Linked DNA regions of Homo sapiens: region 2 is linked to region 1. The links are chromatin loops, found by intact Hi-C in ENCODE. Cell type or tissue: mammary epithelial cell. All regions are shown on one strand. Links, peaks and the distances in the headings refer to the core of each region. The heading gives the core; the rest is flanking DNA.

What was found. Hi-C counts contacts between places; a loop is a spot of excess contacts. Peaks named below come from ENCODE experiments on the same cell type or tissue, not always from the same donor. Only the 100,000 strongest peaks of a DNase experiment are listed, where the experiment ranks them.
Region 2: it touches region 1 in a loop (12-fold over the local background); 1 of 110 quality-filtered maps calls a loop at or near these places.

What each region holds. Positions count from the first base shown.
Region 1 is chr11:127,934,066-127,944,464 of GRCh38, forward strand. It overlaps the pseudogene DNAJB6P1. Among named protein-coding and RNA genes, the nearest start is that of LINC02725, 160 kb to the right of the region's middle. In mammary epithelial cell, for the core only: no CTCF peak of the experiment used is centred there; a DNase peak (open chromatin) is centred at 5,146; H3K27ac peaks cover 1,610 bases.
Region 2 is chr11:127,857,510-127,867,908 of GRCh38, forward strand. No RefSeq gene overlaps it. Among named protein-coding and RNA genes, the nearest start is that of LINC02725, 230 kb to the right of the region's middle. In mammary epithelial cell, for the core only: no CTCF peak of the experiment used is centred there; a DNase peak (open chromatin) is centred at 5,062; H3K27ac peaks cover 3,365 bases.

The DNA.
Region 1 (10,399 bases), core at 1,027-9,026:
GAATCAGAAAATCTTACCCTTGGAAAATTATTGTGACTACCTTGAATAAATTTTTTATACTAGTGTGGTTGCATCACCCAAAACCACCAGAGTTTTTGTACATGGTTGCGTGATGAGTGTCTCTTTACTAATGAATGTTTCCTTCCCTCCTTCCTTCCTTCCTTCCTTCCTTCCCTCCCTCCCTCCCTCCTTTCTTTCTCTCTCTCTCTCTCTCTCTCTCTTTCTTTCTTTCTTTCTTTCTTATTTCTGATGGAGTCTCGCTCTGTCACCCAGGCTGGAGTGCAATGGTGGGATCTCAACTCACTGCCACCTCCGCCTCCAGAGTTCAAGCGATTCTCCTGCCTCAGCCTCCCGAGTAGCTGGGACTACAGGCACGTGCCACCACGCTCAGCTGATTTTGTGTACTTTTAGTAGAGATGGGGTTTCACCGTGTTAGCCAGGATGATCTCCATTTCCTGTCCTCGTGATCCACCTTCCTTGGCCTCCCAAAGTGCTGGGATTACAGGCATGAGCCACCGTGCCCAGCCAGGATGTTTTCTTTATACATGTTTGTGTGTTGGAGAGAATTTGGTCTGAAGTTTTAATTTATTGCAAATTGGTAGTAAGACTGTATAGTAGATAAGTAGCTAACCATCACCTATTTCAAACTCTTAGCGTTCCCTACAAGAATCAAGAGTTGCACATAACCAAATTGACTTGGGAAAGTTCATAAAATGCACTTGATATTTTGTTGACAGATATATTTCATACTCAACTAGTAGATCATAAAACAATTATTGAGTGTTTGCACATCTTTTTTAAAAAAGAATCTAACAGAAAAATGAAAAGTGTCATAAAGCCACATTTATTTTTGTCTTTCTGTGTTCTAAATACAGAGAGAACTAGAAAATATATGAGCGTGAATTCAGTGAAGGGTCTTCAATAGGAATCCTAAATGATTGAAAGCAGAACGTGAAAAGCAGTGGGAGACAGGACCTGTGGGTATTATTTCCACGCAGGGGAAAATTAGCTGGCTGGCCAGGCCAATGTTTCCAATTTTTACTCTTTTTTTGCTCTCCCTTGTTGGTTCTCTTCCCCAGGTTTACAGGATGTACACGAAAACTCATTTTGTGGTTGCTCAAATGTGGAAAACATGCTTTATGTTACAGTAGTTAGCTGACATGAATATTCTATGTAAATTACTTGTATCAATCCTAAAATTAGCCCTTTTGTTGTTTATTCCTCCATGGAACCAAGAGGCATTCGTTCCTGTCCGCAGGGTGTGCCAGGAAATTTGCTGAAAAAGAAAGTCACACCCAAAGTCTACATTTTTGTAAGGCTTTACAGCTTACAAAGATGGCTCCCAGCCTGCTACCTCTAATTTGTCTTCGTCTAATCCAAACTTCCCAGCCTCCCTCCTGCCTGCCAGTGGAAACAAATAATCCTAATTCTACGTTTCATTGCCCCTACCTATATAATTAAGTACATCAAGATTCCTCTTCTTTCTCTATACCAATCATTTCTGGAAATACCCAGAGGTGTCTTGTTTGCAATGGTGCCAAAACCTGGGGTTACAGGATCCCCTTATTTTTCCTGGTGTTCAGTGTCCATGAAGGCAGGGGAGAGCAGTGATCTGCGCTTCCAGCTACCGTGGCTCTAGTGCTTCCTGAGATGTAGGTTCTATGGACACCACGTCCTGACAGTTCTTCTCAAAGAAACCAGGGTAGTGCTTCAGAATCCCTTTTCATTCTTTTAGCCTCCCTTCTCTACAGCCAGGCTGTTTTCTCTGAAAAAATAAGGACATGGATCATCTGTCCCACTCTGTCATACTTTTTCACCTGGACATCATGATGCCTGTGTCCTGTGTCTCACAGAGTTTTCGAAGAAAAGAGCCCTCTCAGCAAGCATGTAGTAACTCTTCCCAAGAGAGCTCAGGCATTTGTTTTCATGGTGGGGAACAGGATGGGGAGATAAGATTCCAGTCTATCTTCTCCATGCCCCATTCCTTCAGTTACACCTACCCTCTGGCGCTCAGACTCAAACATCTACCTGAAGATCTTTCCCATCTTGCAAACTAAGGTCTGCTAATGAAGCCCTGTGGCCTTTTGGGAAATACACTTCATTTGCAGCAATCCTTGAATTTAGACAGAATACGCACATTCACACCTTGTAAGAATCTGAGGCTGGGCACAGTGGCTCAACGCCTGTAATCCCAACAATTTGGGAGGCCAAGGCAGGCAGATTGCCTGAGCTCAGGAGATCAAGACCAGCCTGGGCAACAGAGTGAGACCCCATCTCTACTAAAATACGAAATAAATTAGCCAGGTGTGGTGGCACATGCCTGTAGTCCCAGCTACTCGGGAGGCTGAGGCAGGAGAACTGCTCGAACCCCGGAGGTGGAGGTTGCAGTGAGCCGATATTGTGCCATTGTACTCCAGCCTGGGTGGCAGAGCAAGACTTCATCTCAAAAAAAAAAAAAAAAATCTGAGTGATTAAATAACACATCTTTAATCTCACAATTAGTAAGTAGCAGAGTAGGCACTTGAATCCATCTCTTTGACCTCTGCACATGTTCTTTTTCAGCTTCTGACCCCAAGTCTGAAAGTGGTTGCTTGAGTAAAAGCCTTTGTTGCCTGGCTTTTCATCTCTTACCGAATTTGTAAAGAAGAGAAGGATAGCACTTGTTCTTATTCCCTCGTCTTTTTTGTTTCCTTAATAAGAAGTTCTGCAGACTGCCCAATGCTGAATATAAATCAAAAGTGGAGGAAAAAAAATCCAGTTTGGTCATGAGGCAGCATCACATCCTTTTCATTATCGCTTATTCCCCTTGTAGACAATGACTGTGGAAGCACATAATTGGAAATAAGGGCTATTTTACCTCTGATCTGCCATCTGAGGCTTGAAGAAGAATAAAAGCATCTTGCTCTGGAAAGGGTTTAGTGAGGTCAAAAGGTCCAGTTGCCTGGATTCTACATGTGGCTTAAGTTCATGTTGAGAAGTCCTAAAATATTCACATCTCTTCCCTTGTGGCCTAACTGTGATACTTTAAAACACTGAGAATTCTTTTCAAAAAGAAAGACGTGTGTGTGTGTGTGTGTGTGTGTGTGTGTGTGTGTTAGCTGAGGAGGAAAATAATATAGAATACACAATAAGAATATACAGAAGTACATAATAAACAGGAGCATGTTATTTTTCTAGTTTAGTTGAAGCAAATGAAAATAACACCACAAAACCTACACAGAACAAGTTGGCGGATAAACTAAACAAAACTGATTTTTGCTTTGTTTTCTTTTGTTTGAAGTTACAATATACAAGGGTTATTAAGCTTCTTTGTGCCATGAACCACTTTAAAAGTCTGATACAGCATATCAATCTGTTCTCAGAACAATGTTTTTAAATGCACACAATAAAATACACAGGATTACAAAGGAAACTATTTATATTAAAATGTAGTTATCAAATTATTTTGAAACCAGTCATATAGTTTATGTGTGCTCCTTTGTTAACACATTAAAAAAATCAAACAGACTGACAGAGTGCTGATATGAAAATATCCATGGCAAAGCCACAGTACTGCTAATAATACTTTTGTAATTTGTTGCCTTCATTAATAATTAAAAGAAACTTTAAATTCCCATAAGAATTTAGTGAAAATAAAAATTCAACATTTTCTCCATCCATGTTCATGGACTCCCTGGATTCTATCCTCAGATCTTTTGGAGAGTTCATAGGTTCTAAGTGGAGAACTCCTTCTATAGAGAGACAGTGGGGAGGTTGGAGACGGAAGATGACAGCCAGGTCTGGGCATTTCTTGGCTTTTCTGCTAGGAGAAATTACATGTGATTAAGTGTTCAGCAGGTGCCCTACTTCTCTCTCTTTGAGGTCCTGCTTTTTTTCTGGTTGCATCTACCAGCTCCTTCCCCATTAGGATCCCAGTCACATCCTCATCCTCTATGCCTCTTTAGTCCTGATGTTTAAAAGTCACTCCACATGTGTATGGCCTACCTAAGTTCCCCTGGCCTAGCTGAGACATAATCAGCATCTTGAAATAAATCCCGGCTGTGCGTGGTGGCTCACCCCTGTAATCCTAGCACTTTGGAAGGTCAAGGCTGATGGATCACGAGGTCGGGAGTTCAAGATCAGCCTGGCCAACATGGTGAAACCCCATCTCTACTAAAAATACAACAATTAGCCAGGCATGGTGGTGGGCACCTGTAATCCCAGCTACTCGGGAGGCTGAAGCAGGTGAATCGCTTGAACCCGGGAGATGGAATTTACAGTGAGCAGATATTGCGCCACTGCACTCCAGCCTGGGTGACAGAGTGAGACTCCATCTAAAAAGAAAAAAAAAAATGAAAAGAAAAAGAAAGAAATCCCTAGCAAAGATCAAGGTCCCATTTAGGGAGAGGCCATTCAGAACCTAGTGATCCCTGTGTGCTTTTTTCTGTATTTGAACCAGCACTTGTTAATGGTGTCTACAGATGGCTTTTGGGAGAATGAAATGGCTTCACAAAAAGCTGGTTAAAGAGGTTTCAGAGAGCTCAGGAGACTGCACAAGTCATGGATCATAGCAACAAGGTGGAGCAGCAGCTGCCACATACCCAGCACAGAATGAGAGTGCAAAGAGAAGGGAACCCCCATGATCAGCCAGTCAGCAACCTCCATGCAGTGTTGCAGATTAATGAGGAACAAGGAGCTTTACCCAGTACCACTGCAGGACCCCCCAGGCCCTCTGCCCCTGCTTTCTTTCTGTGTGCTGACTGAAACAAGAGTGCCTTGAGTGTTCTGTGTGCCAGTCCGCTGCAGGTTTTTCCGAGCAGGTTTGAACCCAACCCAGGGGCTTGAGCATTGTCAAGTGCTGATAACAATATCTAGGTTGTTGCTCAAAACACTGAAAGACACTGGCCGTGGCCCTGGGCCAAGTTCCTCAAGCCCTCATGTACACTCCATTACGGAGACATTGCTAGGTAGGACATCACTTTTCTCTTGCTGTCTATCACAGGGGTACACTGCAGCACCCTGTAGTGGGTTCCTCTCATCAACGCTTTGGACTGATGAGCCTGATGTTTAGCACTTCTTTCTTTGGAATTTCATCTGGCTCCATTTCAGGAGGGTTTGGAGCATTCCTTGCCTCTGACTTAGGGGCATCTCCACCTGAGGGTGTGGTGGGATGAAACATCTACCAAGAATTAGAACCTGGAGACTAGATCTGTCATGTTAAGAAAAAAACTGTCCAACGCCTACAGAAAGTGCTGTGAGGATGATTGCCTGTCCTTTCAATGTCATTCTGGAGCATGATTTAACCGTGCCACCCAAGAAATATTTAATTTTCTAGGAAATTGTAGCATTGTTTGACTTTGTTTACTTACATCCCCGAACTCTACAAAGTTAGGTGTTAACTTGTAGATTTGTGTTTCATAGAGATGCAAATAATTTTATGTCCCATAAAAAAGATAATCTTCAAAGTTATGGTTTTATTGCCCCATGGGGCACTAACAGATTTGGTTCAAGTATTATTCTAACGTCTCTCTTTTATTTTTAAGTGCCTATAAATATCTCGTTTTACCATCATTACTGGTTTCCACATTCATTAATGGATTGATTAGAATCTTTGACTGTACAAATTTTATGTTTGTATGAGTCATGATTTTAACATTTTGGAAATTATATTTTTAAAGTAGTTTGAACTAATTCATTATGAAGTAACATTCCGAATCATCCCCAGGATTTTGTCCACCAGTTACAAAGGTCTTTTCTCCAAGAAACAAGCGAGTGGTCCTAACACAAGTCTACACTATGGTTCCCTGTTGAAGACCTTTAATGGATCAGAATGGGAGGAGTTTAAGGAAAATCACTTGCTTCAGTCACAAATTGGACCAGTGGTTCTCAAAATTCACAGTGCATCATCATCATCATCTGGAAGACTTGTTAAAATAAAGATGCTTTAGCCTCACTTGCAGAGTTTCTGATTCAGTAGGTCTGGGATGGAGGCTGAGAACACGCACGTCTTACAAGTTCTCAGTTATTGCTGATACTGCTGGTCTGGGAGACGACCCAGTTTGGTGGAGGGGAAGATGCAGATTCAGCTAGGGTGCAGAACTTCATTTTCAGAAGGATTTTGCTCTGACACACTAGCAAGAAAGATGCTTTATGCTTGGTAACTCAGTCTCTGAAACTAATTCCTTTTCTCCTAGGACCTTTTTCTGTTTTTTTTTTTTTTTTTTTTTGAATGCACCAACACATTCGCATTTATTTTCTTTTTTTTTTTTTTAAAGCAAATGACAAAGACCCAGTTTACCAGCTTTACTTTTTTAAACCTAAGCTTAACATTACATATTTAAACAATTGTCAAAACTTACTAAGTTGCCAGCATTCATGCACAACTAGAAAACATCCTTAATTTATATTAAACCAGAAATGTATTACCATTAATGTATTAATATCTTTCACTACTAAATGCTGAAAAAATTTGAAATTATTTCTGTAGAAGAATCGTCCTGGCAATGTTAACTTCACAGCAGGCCGACACTACGTGGCTCACATTTCAGACACAATGAAAAGCAGGTCCATGCTGGTGTTAGTGTACAATCTTGTCCTACACTAAAGAGTCAAGACTCACCTTGGAGTACGTTTAATAAAAAAGCAAAGTGCATACAGAGATTTACAACAATTTTAAAGACAAAAAAAAAATGGTCCTATTATGTGGTCCCAACAATCAACTCAAAAGTCTATGACAAATAGAGGCTCCGATGAGCTGTTTATAAATACTTTAGGTACAATTATACTGAAAGTCGAGTTCGTTTGAAATCTTCAAAAAAATGTTCCTGTTAATCCTCAAATGGTGCTTGTTATAGTTTAACATTTCTGTTAAGTGCGTGCGTTGAATTACTTGTTATCCAAGCGCAGCACCTGCTCCTTACCATTTATTGTTAAGGACTTTAACTGGCCATCTTCTTCAACTTCTACTCTTTCTTGACCGTTCTCGACAATTCTCTTTGTAGTGATTTTTCTGCCATTAACCATTTTAGTTGAAGTTGATATCTATTTGAAGTTGCCCATGCCACTACCACCAAATGACGTGGAAGAGAATGAAGTGAGGCCCCCGTGACCTAGTGACCCAAATGAAGTAAATCCTGTATCAAAAGAAGAAAATCCACTTCTAAAAGACGGAAATCCACTGAACACGGAGAAAAACGACCCCGTCCCTCGGCTTCTGCTTCCTCGGGGACCCCTTCGATTCCCAAAGAAGTCCTCAAAAGGGTCTTCAAAGAAGTCAAATGAAAATGGGTCCCTTCCACCAAAAAATTCCCTGAAGACATCATCTGGGTTACGGAATGTGAAGCCAAATTCAAATGGACTGTCAAAATGACTTCCACCTCCTCCTCCACCATTTAATCCTTCTTTGCCATATTTGTCATAGATGTCCTGTTTCTTAGCATCCGACAGCACTTCATATGCCTCCGCTACTTGCTTGAATTTTCTCTCTGCTTCTTCTTTATTCTCAGGATTTTTATCTGGATGCCACTTCAGTGCCAGTTTCCGATATGCCTTTTTAATATCCTCGGGTGAGGCATGTCTCTGCACGCCTAGAACTTCATAGTAATCCACCATGTTTTACGAGATTGTTGGAATGGGTCCGAGGACAGAAGCGGCCGGTGGCGGGACGCAGGGGAGGCAGGGTGACGGCCCGAATCTCCTCACAGCTCCAGGACTGCTGCGCTGGTGGTGGCGGCGGCTCCTCGCGCTTTCCTTTCTCTCCTTTCTCCCCCTTTTTTCTGTTTTAGTTAGACTTAGGGTCATATCCCTTTGCTTTGTATTCTGCAGTTATTTTCTTCCCCTACCTCTCTTCCTTCTTCCTGGTAAACAACAAGAGGCACGTGCAACTGTGGCTTTGTGCACACTCAAAACTACATCCTCTGCCATCAGCACAGGTGCCCAGATTTTCGGGACTGCTGATATTTCCACCAGTGAGGGCTGAAAAGTAATGGTGTCCTGACTGCTGTATCCATTTGCCTGCTGGATGGGTGCAATCTACCCATCTGACAAAGGGCTAATATCCAGAATCTGCAAAGAACTTAAACAAATTTACAAGAAAAACAAAAAACAACCCCATCAAAAAGTGGGCAAAGGATATGAACAGACACTTCTCAAAAGAAGACATTTATGCAGCCAACAAACATATAAAAAAAAGCACATCATCACTGATCATTACAGAAATGCAAATCAAAACCACAATAGATACCATCTCATGAAAGTTAGAATGGCAATCCCTTTACTGGGTATATATCCAAAGGACTATAAATCATTCTACTATAAAGACACATGCACACATGTTCATTGTGACTCTATTCACAATAGCCAAGACTTGGAACCAACCCAAATGTCCATCAAAGATAGACTGGATAAAGAAAATGTGGCACATATACACCATGGAATACTATGCAGCCATAAAAAAGGATGAGTTCATGTCCTTTGCAGGGACATGGATGAAGCTGGAAACCATCATTCTCAGCAAACTAACACAAGAACAGAAAACCAAACACTGCATGTTCTCACTCATAAGTGGAAGTTGAACAATGAGAACACAAGGACACAGGAAGGGGAACATCACACACTGGGGCCTGTTGTGGGGTGGGGGACTAGGGGAGGGATAGCATTAGGAGAAATGCCTAATGTAGGTGGCGGGTTGATGGGTGCAGCAAACCACCATGGCGTGTGTAACGTAGGTCACCTAATGTAGGTGACAGGTTGGCAGGTGCAGCAAACCACCATGGTGTGTGATCTATGTAATAAAACTGCACATTCTGCACATGTACCCCAGAACTTAAAGTATGTATATATGTATATTTTAAAAACTTAACTAAATCAGGCAGTCACTCTATCTTCCAGGAGATCGTAATCTTTTTTTGAGATGTTAGGCTACCTCACACCACAGCCAACCTCCACCTAGTTTCAGACCACATCTGTTTGAAACCTGCGCTTTTCTTAAGACCTCCGCCACCTGGACTCTGATCTGCCACTGCCTCCTGCTTCTGTCCTGGGAATCTCAGGCTGATGACCTTGCCTTTTGTCAGTGTGTGTCTCTGGAGTATCCAGGACATTTTTATTTCTCCCTCTTGAATGTCTTTGCCTTCTATGACTGGGTTAAGACCAGAATTGCATCCCAGGAAACTAGGAGAGGCCTGCTGCCTGATTCCTTCCTGGTAGCTGTCTCAAGATCTTTTCTACTTCTTTTTTATTGTGTAAGAGTCCTGAAATGAATCTACTCCATGTCAGACACACTTGTGGTATCTGCTAGGAACTTCTGAAGTCATAAACCAGCACATGCCGGTGCACTTGGTCTGCGTTGCCACACCAGTTGTCCACCCTTCCCTGAAGCTCCTACTGCTCCCGTATTTGACCTCTGTTCTTCTCCCTTTCTTCTAAGTCAAGTTTTGCATGGTCTCTCTGGGCAAGCCCCGAAGTCAGTGCTGCCCGTGGTGTATTCTAACATGATGCAAATCTTTTTGTATCCCTTTCATAGTTTCCCACCCTGCGTTCCTCTTTTTTGGTCATTGTGCCTCTGGGGGAAGATGACTGTAATAGGACAAAATCATTACATTTCACTTTCTGCTCACTTCACCTGTTATCTGCAGATTAAAGCATATGGGCAAGGCAATTGAACAAGCATTTTGTGAAAGGATATAGTTTACTCTGATGTTCTTTTCTGGTTGGGGATTTGTTGAAAGGGCAGGTGTAACAGAGAAGACCTGTGTCTCCTAACAATCAGAGGAATGGGTAAATCAAAATGAAGCACTTGATCTGCACCGATCTCTACCTCCTCTCCCACTGTAAAATGTGAAAGTCTCTGTTGACTCATTACTGGATTTATGGGTCTCACTTCCAATTCCCACAACCTCCTCCACTGAGCCACCCTTCACCGATGAATAATCTCTTCTCAGAACACCGTCCAGATCATTTGTTTCATGTTTAGAAACAACGTTTACTTAATCATGCTTCTTCCTTGAAGTGTATCCAAATGCCTCATCTGGATTTTAAAGCATCCTAAGAATGAGACATGGCAACTTCTTTGGAGGCAAACTCACCTGAGTTTAATTTCTAGCTCACCCATGACTAGTATCTGTTCTGGAAGAAACTGGTTAATTTCAAATTCCTTATTTGCCTAATGGAACTAATGATACCCATATTGGAAGGGCGTTGTGAATATTAACTCAGTCATAAGCCATATAGTACTTTATATCCCTGGGAAATTGGTATTCTTTACCTGGTAGTTGTAAGCACTGCACCATTATGAATGACAAGATACAAGGCTTGTATCGTATCTGGAAGCTTTGATAAAACTGAATACCTGCTTAGGTGAGCCACAGAGATTGTCTTTGGACTAAGCAAGAGACAATCTTAGGAATAATAGCTATTGCAT
Region 2 (10,399 bases), core at 1,434-9,433, 76 kb before region 1:
GGTTTGGTTTCTGACCCCTGAATCAAGTAGAGTTAAATGGCCTCAGAGTTATCTTGTCATCCATTAACCCAAGTTTAAGGCGCTTATACATATATGTAGGTGTTCAGCCCACGCTGTATCTTAACTGGCTTTAGAACTTGACTTGGTAAGTGATGGAGGCCCCAGGAGTAACCCATGTGCTGTAAGGACATCCCTCTGGGCCTCTGACAGTTATGGATTCATATTATGTTAAGGCACAGGGTAGTTAATTCAATTCTAAAAATAAGCAAATACTTTAAAAGGAGTTCAAAGAAGTATAAAGCTATATAATAAGGGGCATTCAAACCTGTAGTTCCTCCCCAAAGGAAAAAACAAACTCAGAACTGTCAATAAAATGAAAAAAGCAGACACTTTAATGAGAGAAAAACACACTACCATCTTTAAAGAAACGAAATCCCATTATATTCCCTGTAGGGCTATAGAGATCAAATCGCCTGATGTTGTCCAGCTCTGTGGATTTGATCTGGAGCTTCAAAGCTTTGAAAATACTCATTCCTCCTTCTGTGGCATAGTCAGGACTTAACCCATCAAGATGTATGAAGTCTCCAGAGAGGCACTGAGACGGATAGTGAGAGAGTGGACAAGACTGTGTTTTTCAGCTTCTTCCACACTGAAGATGTAGGAAGGGGTAGATTTGTGGCAGCCAATCCACCAAACAGGAAAACCCAACCTTTCTTACTGATAAAGGGGATGTCTGATAACCCACATTCTGAACATCCATAGTCTCTCATTCCACTTCTATTTATCCACTTTTAAACTGACTATTTTATCAGGTAAGAGAGGTCATACTCAAGGGGTCCGACTATTGATCTTATATTTCTATTTGTGTATGCGTAGTCAGGTAGCCTAAGGCTATGCATTATTCCTTAATGTGTTGACAGCAAATTGTACCTATCTGCGGGGAATGGGCTATGTCTACAAACTAAGGTAGTGGGCAGATGAAGGCACTTACATTTTCTTGAGTAGTTTCCCATCCTTACTTGGTGACAACAAACAAGATCGACAATGGGTATGTTCCTACAACATATGATAGGTATGGAGAGCAATATGTCCAATGGAGTGTTCTTGAAAAAAATTTCCCTCTAAAACTAGCACACTCTTAGATTTTTCCCTTGCGTTCATGTTTTCGATCTTCCTCTCGTTGGTCTCTGGTACGTATTTAGCCCAGTCACACTCAGAAAGATGGAGACGGGACTTTCATTTTTAATCCCTCTATGGTTTTAACTGTTTTCTGTTTTTGTTTTTACTGAACTGGATATAGTAAAAAAAAAAAAAGAAATAAAGGTAATTTCTTAAGGCTTTTATTTTTCTGCAGAAGCAAAGATTGCTTTGCTAACCTAGAGACCTAGGAGACTCACAAAATCAAATTATATCTTTCTCAGCTCCTCTGGGTCCCTTTAATTTAGGTAGAGGCAGTGGGTATAATCCCTAATATATACATTATAGGCTAAAGGTATAAACTAGTACTATGGAATAGCGGCACACCACTGGGTTTTGAGTCAGAATTTCAGCATTGTTTGCTACTTTCACTTAAATAATCTAAATTTCAGTAACTCAAAATAAAAATGAGGCAACTGATACATATTTCAAAGATGTGTTCTGGTAAGAATAAAAGATGATGTGGATCAAAAGGCTGGTAAACTAAGAATAACTACAAAATCTATGTTGTGAATAATTTCTGAGGAAGAATTGTAACTTTGTATGAAACCTAATTTATCTTCCTCATGTAAAATGTGCAGTGGGGCTCCCAGGTAGGCAGCAGTTACCATGTGAAAGTAAATGACGTGTTTTTTTGCTAGTCCTCAGCATTGTTTTTATGCATCGTTTGACTCCCATGGAAGCTAGGATAGCAATGTCCTGACGAGGACATTCTGAACCATGCATGCACTTAGGGCTCAAGTGTAGGCTTGAGAAAATTTTGGGCCCCTATTGGGAATTCAGGGCCTCTGTGAGGAAATCTATTATGGAGAAATGAGTCAGGCAAAATAGATGGACTTGAAAGCCAGGCAGAAGAATAAAATAGTGAAATGTTTCAAATCACAATGTGGTGACTTTTGTTAAATTCCACCCAGACTCAGCCCTCCTTGTGTTCTGTGTGTGCCTTAGGGAATGAACAGCTTTGTACCTGATAAGTGTAAATCTCAGGGCCCAAGCAAATCTACTGAAGTGTCTCTCTCTAAAGGCAAAATAGAGGAAAGAAAGTTGGCTTCTAAATTGAGGGTCAGGGGTGGGAAGAGCAACAGTAGCCTGAATTGGCAGCAGTGGGAGCCCTGGGACAGCCCTACAACACTCTGCCTGATGGCCATCAAACCACCGTAGTGAGGACAGAGGTTCACCAGAGAATGCTGTCTAAGTCAGGCCATTCCCATTGTGTACTTAGTAGCCTCAAGAAAGCTGTGGTTACAGCCTGCGAGATATTAGTACCAAGATAGACAGAGGTCCCTGGAGAGATTAAAAGCTTAGAAGTTGGTGGCAACATGACAACAGCAGCTTATGCCAAACAGAAAACAGTGGGCTGTAGTAGGCAACGGAAGAAACGTGGGCCCTGGCCAAGAAAGTCTCCGGAGAATAGTTCTGAGCATGGTGACAAATGAAGCAGACACTCAAGAAAAGATTCATGATTCATACTCAGAACAGAATGGAAAACCGGGTCTTAGCCTAGACAGATAGGACTTCAGAGCACAGATGAGACATCTATAGAAGACTGACTGTATATTAGCAGGGCGGAGCCTCAAAAGTAAGCATTCAGGTCATCCAGGTGACATAACATTACACAGATCATTAAACTCAGCCCCACCAATATGTACTGTGCACCATTTATGTAAAGTCACTGTGTAAACAGATTCAGATAAAGAAAATCATGTAAAGTAATCTCTTTCTTCTCTTAGAAAGAAAACTCCTGAGTTCTCAGACCTACCTATCTCAGATGCTGTTTCATCTCATTGAGTGGAACAGTACCCAGTAGACAGTAAGTACTCAATACGTATTTATGGAATGAATAACTAAATGACCAGATGAAATCACAAGGCAATGTAGTAAATAAAACAATGTGAAGAGGAAATAGGTAGGAGAGAAGAATGTCTATTGAGAAAACGGAAGGTGTCAGAGAAGCTTTGCAGAAGAGATAATGAGTAAATCATTTTATTTTTAAATAATAATTCGTCAGATAAATCAGTACCAGGGCAGGAGCTAAAAAAATAGAGCATTTTATGGGCATGGAATAATGTTTATTAAGGTATACGTTTAAAGAATTACTAGAGAAATTACCTAAGATCTTACTCATTAAAGAACTATTGATTATTATACCCCCTGAAATAATGGCTGCCAACAGAAATCCTTGGGTAACTATTTATTTGTTGGCAATTCACTAGGATGAGAAAAGCCCATGGAATTCGTTAATAAGATTGATTTATTTGTCCAGAGCACTCATTTTAATTCTTTCAATTTCCTGGATGAACCCCTTCAGGGAAAGAAAATGGTTTTTACAGGTCCACTGAAAATTGCCTTGAAGTTTGAAAAGAAGGCCAAGGTGTCTAAACATCCAGTCCTGGCTCTTCAGATTTTTGTCAAATCCTCTTGTGCATCAAGTTATGCATGTGATTTTCTACAGTCTAGATGTAAATTATGAGGACTGCCTTTCCAAGAAGGCTTTTCTTCTTAAAAGGATTCGGGGACATTAATCACCCTGTCTTATAAGGTACCATGATTGATGTGGTTGGTCCTCTGGCATGCAAGATTATTAGCATGGACATTCCTGTTCACCTTTCTTGATGTCATACAGACTTATTTTTCTGGAAAACCCAAGTTAATAAAGATTATATCCCGCTCCCGAGTACAACCACTGCTACTGACAAAGAAAGAAAGTTCAAGCTTTGCTAATGTCATTGTCAAATTGGATTTGATTTATTTAGAAAGGCAGTTGAGCTGGAGAGATGGCCTAAGTTAAAGTTGGGGAATTAGCTTGTTATTGTAGCTTCTCTAGACAATTATTTTTTTCTGCCTTATGTATGTAAGTATAGACCAACATTGTCTCTCAGTTTTCAACTTTGGAAACTGAGAATAGAAAAACCTTAATTATAACCAATCATGCGAAGTTAAAATCAAAGCCAAGACATGTAGCCAAAGAGTGGACCGCAAAGATAATGTTTAATCATGTCTGAGACTCAGTTTGATCTTGATGAAAGTAGAGAGGTAGAAGGAAGAGAGCGTTTTAACTTACTGCTTTAAAATTCTGGGTGGAACTGGCTGGGCTGCATGCCTGTAATCTCAGCACTTTGGGAGGCAGAGGCAGGTGGATCACCCAAGGTCAGGAGTTTGAGACCAGCCTGGCCAACATGACAAAACCCCGTCTTTACTAAAAATACAAAAATTTTCCAGGCGTAGTAGCACGTGCCTGTAATCACAGCTACTTGGGAGGCTGAGGCAGGAGAATCGCTTGAACCTGAGAGGTAGAGGTTGCAGTGAACCAAGATCATGCCGGTTGCAGTGAGCTGAGATTGTGCCATTGCACTCCAGCATGGGCAACAGAACGAGACTCTGTCTCAAAAACAAGCAAACAAAATTCTGGGTGAAACTATGTACTCAACAGCACCATGTACCAAAACATAACCCAATCTGGGGACTTGTGGAGATGAATGCTCGGGAATTTCTGTGATGATTTTTAAATCCTTTTTGTTGTCTTCAAGATATTAAAGATTATCAAAGATTATTTCTTCTGTAAATTATTCATAGTCATACCACAAAATGTGTTAATAATGACTAAAATTCATTAGGATTCACTGGCTCATGAAAACAAAGGAGATCCATTAACAATGATTAAAAATTTTCATTACCATCTACAAAACAACCCAATCACTTGAAACAATCTCTCCTGGCCAAAGTCTTTCCCACTTATTACTTGGAGGCCATGGGGGTACTTGTATGGCAGACATACCTGACAGCAATATCTTAAGCATAACCTGAGAATGACCCTACAATCTAAGAAGAGCGTGTTGTTGGTTCCTAGCTAAGGAATCTAGGGGTGGCCAGCCTGAAGATTCATTCCTTATCTATGAGAAACATCTGAATGCCCAGCCCATCCCATGGAATGTAAGCCACACGGGTTGGAGTCCCTTTGTTTTGGGATGGTTGCCAGGTGGAGGTTGCTAGGGGGAGGGTGCTAAGTGAAAATGCTATATAACTGAATTTTTTAAATGATATTAATACTTTATTGTTTAAATATGTTTTTATTTTTTTATTATTATTATACTTTAAGTTCTAGGGTACATGTGCACAACATGCAGGTTTGCTACATAGGTGTACATATGCCATGTTGTTTTGCTGCACCCATCAACTCATCTTTTACATTAGGTATTTCTCCTAATGCTATCCCTCCTCCAGCCCCCAACCCCCCAGCAGGCCCCAGTGTGGTGTGTGATGTTCCCCTCCCTGTGTCCATGTGTTCTTATTGTTTAACTCCCACTTATGAGTGAGAACGTGCAGTGTTTAGTTTTCTGTCCTTGTGATATTTTGCTGAGAATGATGGTTTCCAGCTTCATCCATGTCCCTGCAAAGGACATGAACTCATCCTTTTTTTTGTGGCTGCATATTATTCCATGGTGTATATGTGCCACATTTTCTTTATCCAGTCTATCATTGATGGACATTTGTGTTGGTTCCAAGTCTTTGCTATTGTGAATAGTGCTGCAATAAACATACGTGTGCATGTGTCTTTATAGTAGTATGATTTACAAATCTTTGGGTATATACCCAGTAATGGGATGGCTCGGTCAAATGGTATTTCTAGTTCTATGTTTTTTATAAGGGATTGTGGTTTTCCTATCCAGCCCACTGCCAGTGGATTGCCTTATATGTAAGTCACCTCAATAAACCTTTGTCTTGTTCACTGGCTCTGGGTCTCTTTTTTGGCCTCTCGAATATGGTCCCATCTCTACAGAAGTCAGTAGTGGTGCTGCACAACAGTACTTCACACCTCTTCACCAAGAGCCCTATGGTATTTTCCCTCCAGCTTTCTCCAGTGTCACATTGACTTAAGTAACCCCTTTATAACCAGGAAATCCTATTTAAGAAGAAGATTAAGACCTATCCATGTTTTTATGTGGTAAGATTATATCAATTAAAAAATGACAATGAAGAGATTTTAATAGTGTCTGTAAGCCTTTGCGAGAACTTTTGTTTTTACTTTTTAATTTCTTCTCTTTTTTTTTTGTTTTTTATTGTTTGTTTGTGTGTGTATGTGTGTGTGTGTGTGTGTGTGTATTTTGTTTGGTTTTGTTTTTACCATGAAGGCCCTTAGGGTTTTCTATGACACTACCAAGTACTCTAAGATAATATTGGCTGTCACCCTCTGAAGAGGCAACCTAGTGCATCGTACGGAGATGGGGAAGTCTTCTGCCAATTCAAAGGAGAGTGATCATGGGTAGGAACTGTGCCAAGGATTTACATATTTTTTCATGTAAAGATTAGAGCTTAAAAAGAAGCCTGCCATCCCTAGTTAATTCTGTCTCTCATATTTTCTCTTGTTCTCACACTAACTTATTTGTGTGCACATACAGACACCCATGGATAGACACACAGGAACACATGGTACCGGGTGAATAATAAGACAGTTTTCCATAATCCAAGCAAGAAAGCCAGGCTCATCACTTTATAGGCTGTCCTTTTACTATGAAATTCTTTGTTCTCTATCCCACTAATGTTTTCTTTTTACTTCCTGCAATCTCTAGATCTCTAGCTTACTTTTTTTTCTTCTAGGGTTTAAATTAGCCTTCTGAAAATCCCTAAGGTAGGAAAAAAGAAACCTCCTCAGGAGAAAAAGTGAGGACCTTGTATCCCTAAACTTTGATGAAAACTCTGCTTCCCAGGCAGCAGTGCCAGGCTTACAAACAAGCTATAAAACCAGGGGATGCACCGGAGACAGAACTGTCTGTCCCCATCCCCACCTCCCCATGCCTGGCTACATATTTCTAACCAGGTTTCACTGCCAAAACAATGCTCCTTGGGCATCTGAGTAGGAAATGGAAGTGTCACTTAGAGGTTAAAGACAGCAGGGATTAACAACTGTTAGATATTTAGTGGCAAGGTCAGCATTTGTGCACCACAGAGATGGGTATGAGGAGAAAGGAGTAGGGAGTGGGGGTAGCAGTGAAATCTGCCCAGTTAATTCATCTCCCCTGACTGGCATATTGTTCTCATGGAAACCTACATTACTGGCACCATTTTCTCTGAATCCACAATCAAATAAGAAGGAAAGCAGTAAATGATCGGTATTCCTATTTTACTGGTTTAAATTATTTTAATATGACTTACATTATTTTACTGTCAATTATTATTGCTAATAGATTTTAAATTATATTGCTAAATTATTATTGTTTATTTAAGGAAAAAAATGGCATGATGCCTTTTCTGCAAGAAGGGTGGAGAGCCTCCGGCAAGCACCATTCAAATCTAATTTATACATTTGTGGAAGGATGAAGCCAAGACTCTCCTCAGGCCATTGACCTAAACTGGATTTCAGAGATGAGAATCTCACTTGTATAATTCAAAAGGCAATCTGTGTGCTGTTACAGCTTTAATTTTTTAAAGATTTGGCTTTTTACAAGAAACTCTTTACCTTCTACTTTGTCTTCTGTGTCTCAGCTTCTTTCTTCCTTGTCCCAGAACATGTGTCTATTTATACCGCCCCACTCTGGCATGAAGGTACACTCAAAAAGACTGTAACCTAGATAATAATTGTTGGTTGCAGATTTTTCAATTATGACTTCACTTATTTCTCTAAGGAGTACTTAGGACTCTTCTTGGCTGCTGTTTGGTTCTTTCTGCAATCATTGCAGGCAAGAGGGTAAAATGGCAATGCATTAAATTTTTTTTAATAAAAATGGAGATGAAAGACAATCCCTGTAGACAATCCCTTCATTTCCAAAAGAGGATAGAGGGGTGAACTTATAACAGCCAAAGAAAGCTCAGTAGTCAGGAAACTAATAGCCTGAGAGTAGGTGACACTGCCATTCAGATCCACAGAAAATAATAGAAAAGCATCTGCATCGATAAGAACTCCCAGGAATAAAAAAGGAAGTATGATTCTCCTATAGGATCCATTAAGAAACTTTTTGCTCCAAGTTACTGAGGCCCTTTCAGTAATCCTGATGAGCAACATGAAGGTGAAATGGCACAGGGAAAATGAAGTTATAACAAGTTAGAGAAAATGTCTACAAAATTCAAAATTTGCACATTTCATCTCATCTTAGTCATGCTCCTACTGTGTGTTCTGGGAAAAAGGAAATTCTTCCTCTTTTGCAATGTTCACATCTTTAGAAAGGTATGTTAGGAAATTAGAAAATTTTAAATTGTCTTTCTCTCCACTATCACTATCCTCTCTACATTTTATTCACTTATTAACTTCCATTCCTTCTGCTTCTGTCTTGCTTTTATTTTTCCTAAGTCATCTTCCTTTGCAGACCAGAAAATCTGCAAAGGCAATAAAGGAAATAAAGGGATCATCATTAGCACTGCTGGTAGAAAGAGTGAGCTCACAGGCTGCATGAAAGTCAGAGTTGATAACGATTTAATCAAGCTGAGAAAAACAAGTGAAGACTAGAATGCTAAATAATTATCTATAAATGTGAAGTCTTGCATATAGGTCAAAAATCAATTGAATCAGTAAAAGATAAAGAAAAAAAATCCTTGGCTAGCAGGAGGTGAAAATGATGTGGCAATGTTAGCTGATGTTAAATGTAATAGGAGTCATCAGTATGATGTGTCATCTATGTAAGATAGAACAGAGTCTAGAACAAGGGAGGTAAAATCTCATTTTGCTCCATGCTGGTCTGACTGTATCTAGAGTACTCGGTACATATTGTGAGCATCACACTTTAAGAAGACTCAGAGAGAAGAAGTGAGATTTTATAGAAGAGTAAATAGAATGGACACATGAAAGAGGGATGTTCTATCTGATAATGAGAAGACATACCATTATGAGGAACAGCCAGAAGCCTGACAGCCGCCTTTTAGGTTTTCATTACTTCCAGAGCTGAAAAGCCAGCAAACTGGTGCTACTCTAAAGAGTAGAACTAAGGCCAGAGATGGGCAACTATAAATTTTAAAATGCTATTATTTAAATTATTTGGACCTTTGAACCTAATAATCCATGAGTCTTCGTTTTCCCTCTGTGTCTTTAGGGAAATAGGTTCATATATTATACCTCAGTTTTTCCATCATGGAAGTGAGAATCAATGAGCCAAATTTATGGGTTTTTAAAAAATGTATGCTTTGTAAAATATTTTGAAGTGAACACAATGGTATGTATATGCCAAGAATTAATTAACACCAGACTCTGCAGTTCGCCTTAGGAAACTAGAGGGTTCTTAGGGTTCCAGGGATGTGGCTGGGAAGGCAGAAAGTAATGAGAACGTGCTCTCCACTCTTCAGGCATATTGCCACTTTTCAATTATTTATGCAGTTTAATCCTATTGAAAAAGCACATTTTCCAAAGAACACCCTCAGGTTCTCTGCATGCTGGAGCTGGCAAAAAGTAATATGGGAAAAATGGGAGTGAGGGTTGTGCTTAAAGGAGCTCATCTGACCTTCCTCAAGACCCTTAGTATTAAAATAGGCAGTTTGCTTAGCTAATAATAACTATGCTCGGGATTTGTCACCTACAAAGAACTTTAATTAATCCTCATAACACCCTGATGGGCTGCAGAAGGTAAGTGTTATTATCTCCACTTCATATGAGAAAAACGCAGGCACAAACAGAGAAGGGAAATGGCTTACGGAGATAGCAAACATAAAGTTAAATTTAGCACTAAGGAATACCTTAGGCCACGTGCCTTCCTGCCATAGAGTCCCTTCAGTAATGAATCTGGGACAGAACATGTGGGGCCACTCTTAAAAGCTATAGAGGCAGGTGGAAGGCCACAGCCAGACCAAAATGTGTAACTTGAGACATACAAAGGGAGAAAAGGATAAAGAGTTAAAAATCTAGGACAGGAAATTTCATAGAAAAGGAAGGGAAACAGTGACACTCTCCAGTTTTGGCCTGAGCATATAAAATTATTTGCCTCTGAAGCCCTGAGATCCTAGGCCAAAATAAAACAAAACAAATAAAATTAAACATCACGATAACTTCAAAGCCTTCGTTTCTACATAAGCAGGAACTGAGGAGGAAACTGAAGCATTGGGCTGCCTAGGTATATGATCATTGCAATGTCTCTAGGTGGATGGATGAGTGCCTGGGGAGCAGCATAGACTGATCTCTTGCTTCTACTTCTAAATCATGGACTTCCCCTATCATCTACCTAACAATGTTGGACCCTGCAATTTCAACCTGTGAATTTTGTGATACTTATTATATGCAGTTTTC